Regions from separate parts of the Mus musculus genome. Here region 2 is linked to region 1. A link is a contact called in ENCODE Hi-C or POLR2A ChIA-PET data. All regions are on one chromosome and are shown on one strand. Each heading gives the region's core, a stretch centred on a gene start or an enhancer-like site at or near the end of the contact. The rest is flanking DNA. Distances are from core to core; before and after follow the strand shown.

Evidence for each region. Hi-C counts contacts between places; a loop is a spot of excess contacts on that map. ChIA-PET counts read pairs that join two places held with the same protein, here RNA polymerase II (POLR2A).
Region 2: a map of left cerebral cortex shows a loop between it and region 1 (8-fold over the local background). The contact joins the promoter of Gpbp1 here to the promoter of Map3k1 in region 1. A Hi-C loop is called at or near these places in 1 of 37 maps with a recorded cell type or tissue (left cerebral cortex). POLR2A ChIA-PET finds 5 or more read pairs at or near these places in 1 of 5 experiments (embryonic stem cell).

The regions. Positions count from the first base shown.
Region 1 is chr13:111,804,676-111,811,696 of GRCm38, reverse strand. Map3k1 (mitogen-activated protein kinase kinase kinase 1) reads left to right here and starts at 2,704. Exons shown (of 20, transcript NM_011945.3): 1 at 2,704-3,194. The coding sequence starts at 2,728. It overlaps Gm15327 (a long non-coding RNA gene), which reads right to left and starts at 2,559. Exons shown (of 3, transcript XR_382912.2): 1 at 1,950-2,559; 2 at 941-1,030; 3 at 654-835.
Region 2 is chr13:111,487,730-111,494,750 of GRCm38, reverse strand. It overlaps Gpbp1 (GC-rich promoter binding protein 1), which reads left to right and starts at 4,624. Exons shown (of 13, transcript NM_028487.5): 1 at 4,624-5,033; 2 at 6,381-7,021.

The DNA of each region.
Region 1 (7,021 bases), core at 1,455-3,954:
ACTGATATTAATAATTAATAACCGTTATTAATTAATAACAAATATTAAAATTATTTAAACAATTTGAGAGGAATAAAACATCTTGTGTGTGCAAAGGAATTGCTCAGTAGCTGCGAACGGAATGCCTTATAAGCTGAAATACCCTGCCAGCACATACGGCTTTTTCATTTTAACATCGTGATATTTTTGCCCAATGAGGAAATGCCCTGTGTTTATCCTCCAAATGAACTTGGTGTAGCAGCTCAAGTGTGACTTAGGCCATTCCCGGCAGCCCTCTGTGGGAGCCGTGACCTGGAAAGCTCTGGTAAAAGTACTTTCTGGTAAAAAGCTCCTGAAACTGCAAGTGTGTACTGGAAATCACGGCTATGTTTAAGTCTGAGCGAAGATGAAAATCATAGCTGTGGAGAAAAGAGGGGAAACGGAATCAAATTAAGGCAATGGAGAGCCTATAGCAGTCTGCCATCTGACACGTGCTTCCGCAGAAATACATCACAGTATTCAAACAGCTCCAAAGATCAAGGTGGCGTGGGGTTGGGTTGGGTGTGTGGTGAGGAGGGCCACACTTAATCATACTTATGGCTCACAAAGTTGGGGAGGGACCTACCCAGGTAACTGCATTCAAAGGAGACGTTATATTAACATAGAGAGCAGACTTCCTTAGCCAATCTGGTCCTTTTATTACTTATCTCTGAAAGAAAAACGTGTGTCCAGGTATAGGTGCATAATGACAGCAGACTATGTCCATAAAAGATGAAAGGGAATGGGATTCAAATCAGGAGAAACTACTGGGGAGAGATAGCACTTAGTCTTCATAGTCTTCATAGACTGATGTGGCCTATGGAGGCCAGAGAACTGCAGTTAGTCAATTTGTGCTTCATTTGATGCCCACCCTCATCTTCAAACAGTTCAAACACTGTACAAATAAAGAGACAAAAGTCACCTTTTGCCGGAGTTCCTTTTTTCTTTTTTCTTTTTTCTTTTTCTTTTTCTTTTTCTTTTTTACTTTGCTATTCAGGCCAAACTTCCAAACCTGGTCCAAAGATGGAAACAAAGGCTGAGGGTCCGCAGTGGCTTTTCTCACAGGTACCTAAGTACGAGTGCGCCAATTTAAAGTTTATTTTAGATCTCAGTAGAAACCAGAAAAGCTAATCCTTTTCAATTTAGGATTTGGTGGGTGTGGCAATCTAGGAAGACCTGGGAAATAACTACTGTTTGGTTTGGATGTTATGCTTGTCTACCATTAAAAGAGCATATAATTATAGCCTAAATGTAGACCTAAATCTTGAACAGACTAATCTAAACTTTCAAAACGTGTACCTTTTAATGTAACCATTGAGAACTGTAGCGTGCCAGATGTTATAGCAGTAAGTATAACACCGAGCTCAAGCTGAAGTCAGGATCCCTTTTTAAAAATCCCTTTTGCCTCACCTTGCTCTCTGGCTGACATTACACACCTAAGGAGGGCTTCATTTGATCTACTTTGGAGAGGTTAAATGAATTATTTTGAGCTAGTTCAGGCTTTTGTCTAAATGCTGGAGAGATCTTTCCTTTCTCTGTAAGATGAAAACCCTTCTTACCCCTCCCCCCACGCCTCATGTCTTAATGTTTCACAAAATAAATCTAGAAATCCTGGGTTCTGAGAGATTGTCTATTCTAGACAAAGTGGCTAGGGGAAAAAAAAGTGGCAGAGGCGGGTGAGATAGGGACGACAAGGCAGCTTTATCCCGTTGAAAAAGGGTCGAAGGGGGGAAATCCCATATACGTATACTGCTTTTCTATCTCCAGCACATTTTCTAGACTCTGGGGCAGGAGAAAGGCGAGGGACGCCGCACAGGGCAACCAGGGAGCGGCGGCGGGAGGGAGGTGGGGGACCCGGGAACCGGCCTGTCACCTGACTGCCAGGAAGAGGGACGTGCAGCTGGGAGCATCTGTTGGGGGTGGGGAGAGACCTGGTAGAAGATGGCATGATCCAGCGCTTCCTGGCATAGCGCTGGCTCCTTCCCCAGACGTGCTCTCCCGCTTTCGGTTGGAGCCTGCCTTTCCAAGACGGGGGAGTAACCTCTGGCAGAGTACCCGGGTTGGTCCCTCTGCGTAGCCGGGGGAGTGGGGGGGAGGGTGTCCCAAACCAGCAGCTTCAGAGGTGCACAAGGTAGCGCAAGAAATCTTAAGTAGTGTTATTTGTGACACGAGGGCGGGACAAGAGGTCTGCTTTCCTAAGAGAAGGCTTCGCGTCCGCCCGTCTGCGGCAGGCGACAGTCCCGGGGCGCCACCTGCGCTTCGGGCGCGGGCCGGGCCGGTGCGCGCGGGGGCCCCCCCAGCAACCGCTACTAAACGCGTGAAGTGACAGACCGTGAGTCCTCCGGCTTGCGTCCCCTTCCAGAACCAGGGACTCACGCTCGGATTACTGCTTGCTCAAGGGTGGGCGAGCTCCCGCCGAGCCGCTGCCCCGCCCGGTCTCGCACTACCTGGCGGCGGCCTGGTTGCAGCGCACAACGCCCGGCGCCCGGTTCCCCGCATTGCCCCTGCCCTCCCACCTGCGCCGCGCGCCCGCCCGCCGCTCCGCGCTCCCGGGCCCCGGCCGGGAGGCGCGGCCCCGCTCGCGCCCGCGCCCGCGCCCTCGGCAGCAGCGCGCGCCCGCCCACCCGCCCGCCGCTCCGCCCGCCCCCCGCGCTCTCCCCGCCCCCTCCCTCCCCCGCAGGCACGAGCGAATGTAGCCCGCGAGAGAAAATGGCGGCGGCGGCGGGCGATCGCGCCTCGTCGTCGGGATTCCCGGGCGCCGCGGCGGCGAGTCCCGAGGCGGGCGGCGGCGGCGGAGGAGGAGGAGCTCTCCAGGGAAGCGGCGCGCCCGCAGCGGGCGCGGCGGGGCTGCTGCGGGAGCCTGGCAGCGCGGGCCGCGAGCGCGCGGACTGGCGGCGGCGGCAGCTGCGCAAAGTGCGGAGTGTGGAGCTGGACCAGCTGCCGGAGCAGCCGCTCTTCCTCGCCGCCGCCTCGCCGCCCTGCCCATCTACTTCCCCGTCGCCGGAGCCCGCGGACGCGGCTGCAGGAGCGAGTCGCTTCCAGCCCGCGGCGGGACCGCCACCCCCGGGAGCGGCGAGTCGCTGCGGCTCCCACTCTGCCGAGCTGGCGGCCGCGCGGGACAGCGGCGCCCGGAGCCCCGCGGGGGCCGAGCCGCCCTCTGCAGCGGCCCCCTCCGGGTGAGCGGCGGGCCGGGGCCGGGCGGGCAATGAATGAAGCGAGCGGGGCGCGCTGCTCCCGGGGCTCCGCTCGTTGGGGGTGGGGGGGGAGCCCGCGTCCCCGAGCCCTGAAGGTCGGGCGGCGCCCGGGACGGCGTGGGGACGGGACGGGAACGTGCGGGAGAGTTTGTTATTGTTTGCGGACATGTGACAGGCGTGGAAGCCGCGAAGGTGCGGGGCTCCCCGGGCCGGGTCCTGAGAGCCCCCGCGGCGCGAAGTGAGTTTGGGGGGCTCGGAGCGCGAAGGTGACGGCGGTGGGTCTGCGCGCTGTGACAGCCTAGAGCCCCTCGGCCCCACGGGGACGCGCGCCCGCGGGCAGGTACCGGGCCGGGCTCCGGCGGCGCGCCCCGGGCGGCCGGGGGATTCCGGGGACTGCGGGGGGGGGGGGCGCCTGTCAAAGCGACGCAGGCGGACGCTGCGGGCTCGCGGGGCGGCCGGGTCTGCGGGGACTCCGTGGCTGCCCTCGCTGCGTGTCCTTGGGAATTCCTCCCGCACCTCGGGGGCTAGAGCGCCCGGTGCTGGGAGTTTGAATCCGGCTTTGAAGTTAGCTTTTGGCGGAATGCTGTGGGATCCAGGACCGGATGTGTCAGCCATTCAGCTTCAAAGCTGTGGGGACTGCGCCCCGCAGCCCCGCTGCGTGGCGGGGACAGGGACGGTGCGGGGCTGCCGCTTTGCTCGCAGGGGTCTTCCGGTGCACCAGAAGTAGGATGTGCGTAAGATAGTTTACACCAACGGCTCTTTGGCCTCGCCCTGTTTTGGCTACTGGAAAGTTTTCTGTTAGAGGAAATTCTTTTAAGTATATGATACTTAAAAAAAAAATCTGATGAAAATACACAAAAGCATAAAATCTTGATGGATGTGTGAAGTTGCTGGATATGTTTTCGTCATCGTCACCCTGTGGCCCCCCGTAGAATTTCTTGACGTTTACTGTGGGTGGAGAGTGTTTTATTGTGTGTCGAATCTGACAGTAGGAATCCTTGGTTTCGGTTAGTTATCTAAGTAATTTGACCCCCTTTTGTGCTCTGGATTGTTTAAAATCACGGTCCGTTTATTACTTGGAGGTCGTTTTCCCTCCTCCCAACCCCCAAGCCCAGTAGTAAAAAGTGTGTTGACCCCTGGCTGTGGCAGGATTGGGAGGAAGGTAGGCAGTAAGCAGCCCCGATGCAGCTTTTCTGTGTGTGTGCCCTGTGTGCACTTGTACACGTATCTTCCTCTAGGGTTTCCTGTTTCTGTGCAGATTAGATTAAAACTAACCAGAATAATTCTTAGGTGGCAACTCTTACTACAGATCAACTACAGATGAAAGAAAAAACAGTAACTCAAACTTTGAGGAATTAATTTTATCTAGTCCTGTGAGACCTGATTTTTTTTTCTATATGATAATACAGTTGGCCACACTTAAGCATTTATAAAGTCAATATAACCACCTATGAATATACCATGAGCAGCAACTGCAAAAATGACATATAGAACTTTAGTGTTGCCTCTAGAAATCAGAGGACCAAGGTGAGGGCAGGTAGAATTGAATACCTGAGTAATCTGCTTGATTTTTGCGCATTCTTCTCTCTCTCTCTTTATCTCTTTAAGCAGTGGCTTATAATTGTAAAAGCTGTCTTTAAAATAAATACTGCTAGCTAGAATTCTGTTGGTGCACCTCAAATGTTATATGTGATAGTTTCATTTGCTGTAAAATATCGATTGTCAATCCTTTTGAAATAATACTAACACCCCCCCCCCCCACACACACACACACCCCGCCTCCAGTTTTTGTAACTGGTTTGAAATTCATTTCAAATCTGCGGGTCTAAAACTTATATCATGAAGAAGGGGTTATCCAGAAATGTTGTTGTGTTTTGGGTTTCCTGTTGTGATGTTTTATTATTTTCTCATTTAAAATCTCGGGGAAATGATTATACGGCATGTAGAATCTCAGTTGAACAATGTGGTTCCCTTTTCAAGTAGCGCACGTTCATGCTTTGAAGAGGAAGATCTAATGCTGATATTTTCGGTTTGTTTTCAGTAGTAGTAGAGAGCCAAAGACCCCTCTGCATGTCTAAAGACCTAACGTATTTTTCTTTTGTTTTTTTTTTTTGTTTGTTTGTTTTTTGTTTTTTTTAATCCAGTTTCTAAACGTTGGATGTAGAAATTGAATGTTTAGAAAATACACATTTATAAAAAGATAAGCTATGGGAAATTCATTAAAGTCAAAGATTGCATGTATGTCTGCCCTCTCTCCTTCAGTAAAATAACTCAAGCCAGTGAAAGTTTGTCCTGTAAGTGGCGCCCAAGGGTTTGGGATTTTTTTTTTTCCCTTATGCCACAGAATAGGGGGCTTTTCCTTCCTAGTGACTGTCTTTGAAGAAAAATTACAGTGCTGCTCTGCATTGAACAGGCTGTTGTGAGGTTGGCAGATATAATTACTCTGTCCTATTTTTGTAGTTTCAACCAAACTATCAATCACTTTGCTGCCCCGTGAAAGAGCAAGCTATGCTGGGCCTGTTAGTGTTAGCCTCGTTTAAAACTAGCGATATTTCATAAGCCACCTCTGCTGCTCGGGCCTCAGTTTCACTTCCTTTTAGAAGCTGTTAAGCTAAAAATACCACTCACTGATCATTTGCTAGAGGGAAGGCATAAAAACATTAATAATAAACCTAAAAATAAGTCCTTTCAAACTGTGAGTTGGTGATTCTCTAACATCATAGATGTAGCCCCGGAAGTTAGCCCTGAGTGAATTCCTGAGCTCTGGGACTTAGGGTTTCTCTCCAGGTTTTGTTTTAAACTGGGTAAGGAAACTACTGTATTTTTAAAAGATTAACCTTATTAAATAGGATTCTGGAAGAGAAATATCAGAGCTAGAGTGGTTGCCAGCTTTTGTTTTCTCTTCATATCTGATCTTGGCAAGAGTGACTGGTTAACCAACATTCCTTAATATGTGATTTCCAATACACTATAATGACTCCATTTTGTGAGATAGGCAAACAGGAAGGAGCCCCATTGATTGATGCTTCTGTTCCTCTCCAAGTGTTGCATGTTGTGGAAATGGTCACTGACGTGTGGGCCTGAAGCTTGCAAAATGTGCAGAGGAAGGGGGAGAGAGAGAGAGAGAGAGAGAGAGAGAGAGAGAGAGGCTACAGTTTGCCTAGGAGGAGTCTGCTACCCTGTCCTTGACCCTGCTGGCCAATTCCAAAGGAAGAAGTCGTCAGGGAGAATGGATTATTCTGAGGAAATCTGAGGGATGTTCCAAAATGCAGTTAGTATTGCCTCTGCATTCTGCACTCGGGGCGCTTCCCTGAGCTGAGGGGAAAGCTGTGTTAAAGGAAGTGGGAAAGCGTGAATGGGAAGGTCTTGGTCCATGGCGGGCACTGCTGACCCCGTGCCTGCACTTTTCAACGTAGGATGATTTGTTTGTATCACGGGTGTCACATGCATCCTTTAGACTGGCCGTCTTCCTTGGCCCTGGCCTTTCTGTATCTTTAGTGAAAAGTTACAGTTGCTGAAAAATGTCAAGGGAACTGGTAAAGCCAGGAGGAGGTAGACAGACAGACCCTAGCATGAGCAAGGCCTTGGGTTTGATTGCTAACATATATGCAATATTCAAAACATAACAATGTCTTTCAGGCATATCTTGAGAGTATTTTTAGTCATGAAAAAGAGTCAGGACCAGAATTCAGGCAAATGACTCACCAGAAGCGGGGGCGTTAGTCTGGTACCCTCTAGACCACTAAACGTAGGAATTTTACCTATGGCTTAAAACACACTTGGCGGGTGTATGCTTTTAATACAGTTAG
Region 2 (7,021 bases), core at 3,375-5,874, 320 kb after region 1:
CAGAGCTTGGCTGAAACTGTACTGGTTGCTGTGGGTGAGCTGAGAGAATACTGCTTCTCGGGATCCTTGAGTCCAGTGGGAAAGACGGGTAAACACACAGCCATTAGAAGCTGGAGAGATACAGCTCAGAGGCTAAGATCCTTTCCTGCTCTTGAGGAGACCCACTCTCCAGGAGCCACCATTTTTTTTTTTTTTTTAAAGACCCATGCGGAAGTAGATAGGGCTTTATAATGAGAACACAGAAGAGGAAGACCAGACTTCAAAACAATTTTTAAAGGTTTCCCACATTTTTTTTTTTTTTTTTTTTTTTTTTTTGGTTTGTCGAGTCAGGGTTTCTCTGTATAGCCCTGGCTGTCCTGGAACTCACTTTGTAGACCAGGCTGGCCTTGGACCCAGAAATCCACCTGCCTCTGCCTCCCAAATGTTGGGATTAAAGGCGTGTGCCACTATGCCAGGCAGTTTTCCACATATATATATTATCTCAAATACATAACTTTATTCCTTTTAGTGGTTGCACACTTTGAGGGGCAGTTTAGTTATTTTACTTGTTTATTGTGGGGTGTGTGTGTGTGTGTGTGTGTGTGTGTATGAATGAGTGAATTTGTGTTTTGGTTAGCAGACAACTTATAGGAGGTAAGTTCTCTTCTACAGTATGGGTTTCAGGGATTGAAGTCAGTTTGGCTGCAAATGTCTTTACCTGCTGAGCCATCTTACTAGTGCGGAAATTAAGTTTTAAATATTAATTATAAAATAGTATATTCAAATATATACTATTGCATATATTCAAATATATGCACAACAATATTTAAAGTGAAAGTCCTGCTGTGATGACTATTCAAATTATTGTTTATTATTTCTTGTGGGTTTGGGAGATCATACTGACACAGTGACTATAAAGGCTTGGTATGATGAGACTATCCGTTTCTTTATGGTCAAGAAGAAAGGTTCGGGAGTAGGTGGTAGTGCTGCAGGCCTTCAATCCCAACACTCTGCAGGCAGATCTCTGTGAGTTTCAGGTTAGCCTAGTCCAGGGCTGTTACACAGAGAAACCCTGTCTCCAAAGCAAAGCAAAGCAAAGCAAAGCAAAGCAAAGCAAAGCAAAGCAAAGCAAAGCAAAGCAAAGCAAAGCAAAGCAAAGCAAAAGCAAAGCAAAGCAAAAGCACAAAACACAAAAGGCCCCACTCTCCTCAAAAAGACAGTGGAAATTTTTCCCTTTAATGAGAGAATGCCCTTTTACTTCCCAGAGTCCCTAGCCCCTAGAACTCCTATTAGCCACGTCTTTTCTGGTTCTGTGAGCATTTTAATTCTTTCTCTAGAGTGTCCTGTCTACTCTATATGCCTGACTTCCTTGCTGGCTTAAGTCAAAGTCTTTCTCCTTATCAGTTCTTTCACCTCTGGGCAGCTGCTGAGATTGACAGCTTACCTGCCTGCCGGCTTTTCTTTTAAACCCTAATCAAACTGTCCTTTTTGAATAAACTTTGGCTTTGCTTGACTTTCAAAATTCTGCCTTTTAAATCTGTAATTGAAGGAGAATAAAGCCTTTTCCGTGGCTCCAGAGAGTTTCAGTGCCCAGGGTCTGGCGTGTGCTAGGCAGGTGCTGGTGGACCTATACTTGTTTAAAACCAGTTCTCAGTTGGTGGACTTTTCTGTTCCCCAGTTTTCACTCTTACCTGCAAGTTGCGAGAAAAAAAAAAAAAAACCCTTTGCTTCTACAGCATTGTATATTTGGGCTGATATCTTGGGCTATATTAGTTGATGCATGTGGCATATATATATTTACAGTAAGAACTAATTTAAAATTTCTTGAAAACAAAAGAGAAAAATCTCAGAGAGCTTGGTTACAGAAAGATCTCTTCCCCCAGAAGGTGTAATATTGTGTTCACTTGTAATCTATCAGTTGATGTGCCTTGTGGAGACTTCCTTAACTGGGGAAAAGAAAACGACGGGCAGGCTGGTGGAACGGCTAACAGGTCCTTGGTTTTTCTGTGGTTACACAACACTTGCTTAGCAGGTATAAAGAGTAAAGACACCCCCACTTTGACGTCTAGAAGAACCGTGTTCTCCCATCCTCCTTTGGCTTTTTGAAACAGGGTCTTGTGGTCTTGAGCTCCTGGATTCCACAGTGTGCACACTGTCGAACTTGGCCCTTTAGAATTGTTCTTTGGTTCTGTTCGTGGTATAGGGACAAGCTGACTGAGACGCAGCCTGCACTGCAGAACTCAACAGCCTGAGTAACTGTTTTCAGGTAATGTGGGACCTTTGACTTCACTACAGAAAGAATTCCAGGAGAAGCCGGTGTGAAGCGGAGTTAGAGTAGACTTAGAGATTGCTTTTTAAAGCGTAGATTATTTGCTCACTCCAGTGGGTAAAACGAGGGGCTCAGTGAAAGACCACCACACCCAGGAGCAAGGCTGTGGGCTTTTCCAAGTCCGGCACATTTCATTGTCTTTACAGTATCAAAATATTTAAGATTTTGATGTGCTTTGAAGTTAAGTTTGAAAGCTTGTTACAGAACTTAAGTAAGATCACAGGGTGGTTCTCCAGGTATACTGGGCAGTTAACAGTTGAAAAGGTTAAACCAGCCAGGTGGTGCTCAACTTTAATCCCAGCACTAGGGGAGGCAGAGGAAGATCTCTTGAGTTGGATGCCAGTTTGGTCTACAGGGTGAGTTCCAGGACAGCCAAGGTTACACGGAGAAACCCTGCCTCGAACCCCTCTCCCACCAAAGTCAAACCCTAAATCACTAGGGTTGTAAGAGAAGTTAGGATGTTTTCTGTTTCTTCTTTCAAATTTCTAGAAAATATCTGGGAAAGGAGTAAGACCATATTGAAGGTTACATGTTCTTACCTATTCACAGTTCATTGCTATTTTAACATTCTTTAAATCTGAGGCGGGGTCTCATTTGTAGCCCTGACTATCCTGGAATTTTGCTATGTCCTCGAGGTTAATCTGAACTCAGAGAATGCTGGGATTATAGATGTAAGGCACGACTCCAGGATATTTTAACTTTCTTGGAATAGTTTTCTCTAAAGCAGGTGCTGTTCATCTTATTTAATGCCTGACTCTTGGTGAAAGGTACCCTTTTTCTTCTCATGTCCCCATGCATTCCCTCCTCTTCCTGTTCTGCCTAGTTTGATATCAATTCTTAGAAATAGAAACCAGGTGGTGTGTCTTTGAAGGGATAAGGAGAACTCCAGGCCAGCTTGGGTTACATAGCTGAGATCCGAGCTAAATTCAAAAGCAACCCAAGTTCTTTTTCAATATACGTTAATTTTATGGATTCAGGTCTCGTGTAGTGGAAAGAGTTTGGATTAAGACTTAAAACAGAGCTGGGCGGGGTGGGGCATGGTTGTGACCCCAGAGTTTGTAAAGCAGAGGCAAAAGGATCGGGCGTTCAAGGTTCTCTACATAGCTCTTTAGAGAAAGCAACACGAATCCTTGCCTCTCCCGTCCCCACTCGACCCATATTCAAACCCACCTAAAACAAACGGAAGTTTAAACCGGGTAGGTTGAGTAGTCAAGGTCCAGGGAGTAACTGGATCATTTCTAAAATATGAAACCAGCTTATGTAAAAAGTGAGGAAAACACATCTTAGACATTGGCACGATTGAAAAAAGCATCCTTTAGTTTTAAGCCCTTTTTCCCTTTGTACCTAGGGGGCAAGATGGGTAAAGATTGAGGTACAAATTAAGGCGAGTTTACATTCGGCGAACTTATAGGGGTAACGCACTAAACTACAAACCCTATAATGCATATAAAAAGTTTCTGGGAAATGACGCTCCGGTGATTTTCCCTCTTTAGGACGCTTCTCCCTCATTTCTTCTACTTTTTTCCTTTTAGAATTAAATCTCCAACCTTTCCAGAGTGAACCTTTGGCTATATGTAGAGAAAGTGAATACCGTAACTTTTTTTTTTTAAATAATCGTTTGTGCTATGCGGATACCCAGGACAACGCTGATGAAATAATCCATCTCCTTTGGAGTTATTAGAAATAGGAATTACTAGCGCGATGCTCTCTGGCAGCCCTTCGCACTCCGGGGGAACGGTGGCTGCAGCCGAGCCTCGCGCGCCTCCCTAACCCGGCTTCCGCGTGTTAACGTCCCGCACGCTCCGCGTGGCGCGCGACTGCGGCGCCCAATCACTCAGGCAGGGCCGGCTCCGCCCACGGAGCGCTCAGGGCCCGCGCCGAGCGGCCTGCGAGCCACGGCGGGCTTCAGGCGGAGCCGAACGAACGGCGCCCGCCGCCGGCCGTTCCGGGTTGCGCGGCGCTGCCGGGCAGACTCAGAAGCGCCGCACGCCCTGCGAGCCCGCCTGCCCGTCCGGACCGCCTGCGCTCGTCCTCTCCACCCCACCGTTCCCGAGCTCGGGGAGGGCCCGCGGCTGCACAGAGGCGCTCCTCAGGGAACGGACGGGAATTCCCCCTTCCACCGAACGTTCCGGATTGTTCACCGTCCTCACGTCAGCAGCAGGGGGTAATCCCCGGCTCCAGCTGCTCCTGACGTCACCGCGCCGAGACTCCGCCTCCCCGCCCCGCCCCCCGCCCCGCCCCCGCCCTTCCCCCGCGCCAGGCCCAGCCTCCGGGTCCTCCTCAAAGCCCCGCCCCCGGTCTAGCCCCGCCCCTTCCTCTCCCCCAGGCGCCGACGTAGAGGGCGGAGCTTCCCTGACCTGGGGCGTGAGCTGCTACTTGGGCCAGAAGGTTCTGTGGTGGAGGCCCTCCTCCTCCGGCTCCGCCCAGTGGGTTCGTTTGCACCGCGGCTTCCGCACCCTTTCTTCCTCCTCTTTTCCCCTCGCCCCGCCTCCCTCCTCTTACTTCTCAACCTCTCCGCTGCGTCCCCCCTCCCTCGCCACCTTCCACGATCTCGCGAGACTTGGCCCAGAACATTGCGGATCGGGTCGGCGCCATTTTGGGACTGAGACTGGTTGTGGGGGAGGGAAAAGCGGCAAAAGGGGATTATTCAAAGTACCGAAAACCTCCTCCCGGGATCGAGCGCAGCGGCACCCCCAGGCCAGGGGCACCTCTGGTGGGGCAGAAGGTAACACAGTCCCCTGGGCCCCGGACGGGAGTCTCGGGGACCGGGGGAGGGGTTGCCCGTGTCGGCGTTGGGGCTTGAGGGGTCGGGAGCGGCGTTGGTGGCGCGAGGCGTGAGGGTGCGGGCGGCCGGGGGGCGGCGTGAGGCGTGAGGCGCGGGGCGCCCGCCCGTCCTCCCTCCCTCCCTCCCTCCCCCCGGCCGGCGTTGACTCAGCCCGGCGGAGCGGAGGCGGCGGCGGCGGCCGTGGGGCGAGGTGGGCGGCGGGCCTCGGCGGCCGTGGTGGGGGGGGGTGGTGCTCGGCGGCGAAGGCCGGGAACGGCCGGGGCGCCCGCGGCGTCGGGCTAAGACCCCAGGCCCCGGCACGCGCGCCTTCCTGGGCCACCACCAGCAAGGCGGCCCCGGGAACCGGGGAACCGGGGGACCGGGGACTGGAGTCGCGGCGTGCGGAGCCGTGGACTTCCGCCGTGTGCTCGGCGGCGCTTCGCCCTCCCCGCCGCGCCGGGCTCCGTGGCAGTTGCGGTGGTGGTGGTGGCTGCTCGCCCAAGGCGAGCGCTCCGAAGTCGCGTCGGCTCCCGAGTCCGACGGGACCTGTTTATTTTCCCGGGGAGAGCACGGTCCTTAACGGGGTGGACGGGTCGCGTCCCGCACCTCCCACCCCTGGAGTTTTGGCCGAAACCTGTTTGCTTAATTTCAAGGGAATGGGGCCGAGCACCTGGAGCCGAGCGCTGCTCTCCCGGGCTTGGGAGTCAGCCCCCGGGCGAACCGTAGCCACTCGCCCTGCCACGCTCGCCTTGCCACGCTCCCCTCCCGCCCGCCGGCCTGCCCGCCGGCCTTCCTACTAAGCCGTAGTGGGGACAATCCAGCTGCTCCGTCCTCCGAGATTGCGTTTTGGAAGGAGCGTCACGCTCCTTTCCGCCTCTCACTCTCGGAGTCGGGTTCCCCGACGCTCCGTGGCAGCACCACCTGTCCATTTGTTTTCCTTTGGCACATGGGAGAGAATCGGGGAAGAGCACTGCTGAGACCGTGGGCCACTTTCGTAGTTTGAATATTTGCTCAAAGTTTTTAAGTTGGGCGCTTGCAACCTCCAGGGTACTACCTGCACCCAGTTCCCAGTTCAAATCGGAACTCTTCAGTGATATCGTCGCCCACAGTTTTCTAACTCCCTTCATTCAGTAGACTTCATCGAGGGCTAGGAAAAGACTTTTTCCCCAGCTCTCTTTTTACGGCTGTGTGGGAAAAATTTTTTCCCCAGAGGTTAAATTTTTTTCCAAATGGGGGTTAATTTTGATTTGAAAATAAAAACTGACTTAAGTTTTTTGTTTTTGTTTTTTCCTAATACAACTTTTACAGGTGGTTGAATTTGGCGTATGAAGATCATCATCTAGGTTTTGTTTAAAAGGCCCCGGATATTTCAAGTGGCCATTTTGGAATTACAGTTTTGTTTTTGTTTTGGGCAATTTTGCTCCAGAAGTTCATTAAAATTGACAAGAATCATCTCTGAAGTGAATTGATAGTAGTGAACAAATTCAACGAGCTACTAAAAGTCCCAGCCATTTCTTCAGTATTTTGGGTCAAACGGATTATATAAGTGGTTAAAGCATTTCATCTGGTGTTATTTTTGTCTCTTTCCCCTCTCCTGTTTGTGTTCTTCAGCCAAAACTGTAAGATATGTTTGATTTGTGTACCAAGTAGTTTCAGCAGTTTCAAATTACTGTTTAAATATTGCTGAAGTTTTGTGGCAGTTCTTTTTACCTTTATTAAAAGTTTTAGTAATTTTTGACTTCAGCTTTTTTCATATTACAATGGGACAGCTTTTCTAAATGAAGACATTGAAAGAATACAGCGTTTTTTTCTTTTTATCTTTTATTTACTTGGGAATGTAAGATGTTCCATTTTCACACCAGCATGGTAGTATTGAGATAGCTATTTGTCTATACACGCTGATGTTTAGAAGTAATCTTCAGATGTGAAATTTTTCTTTTTGTTTCTGC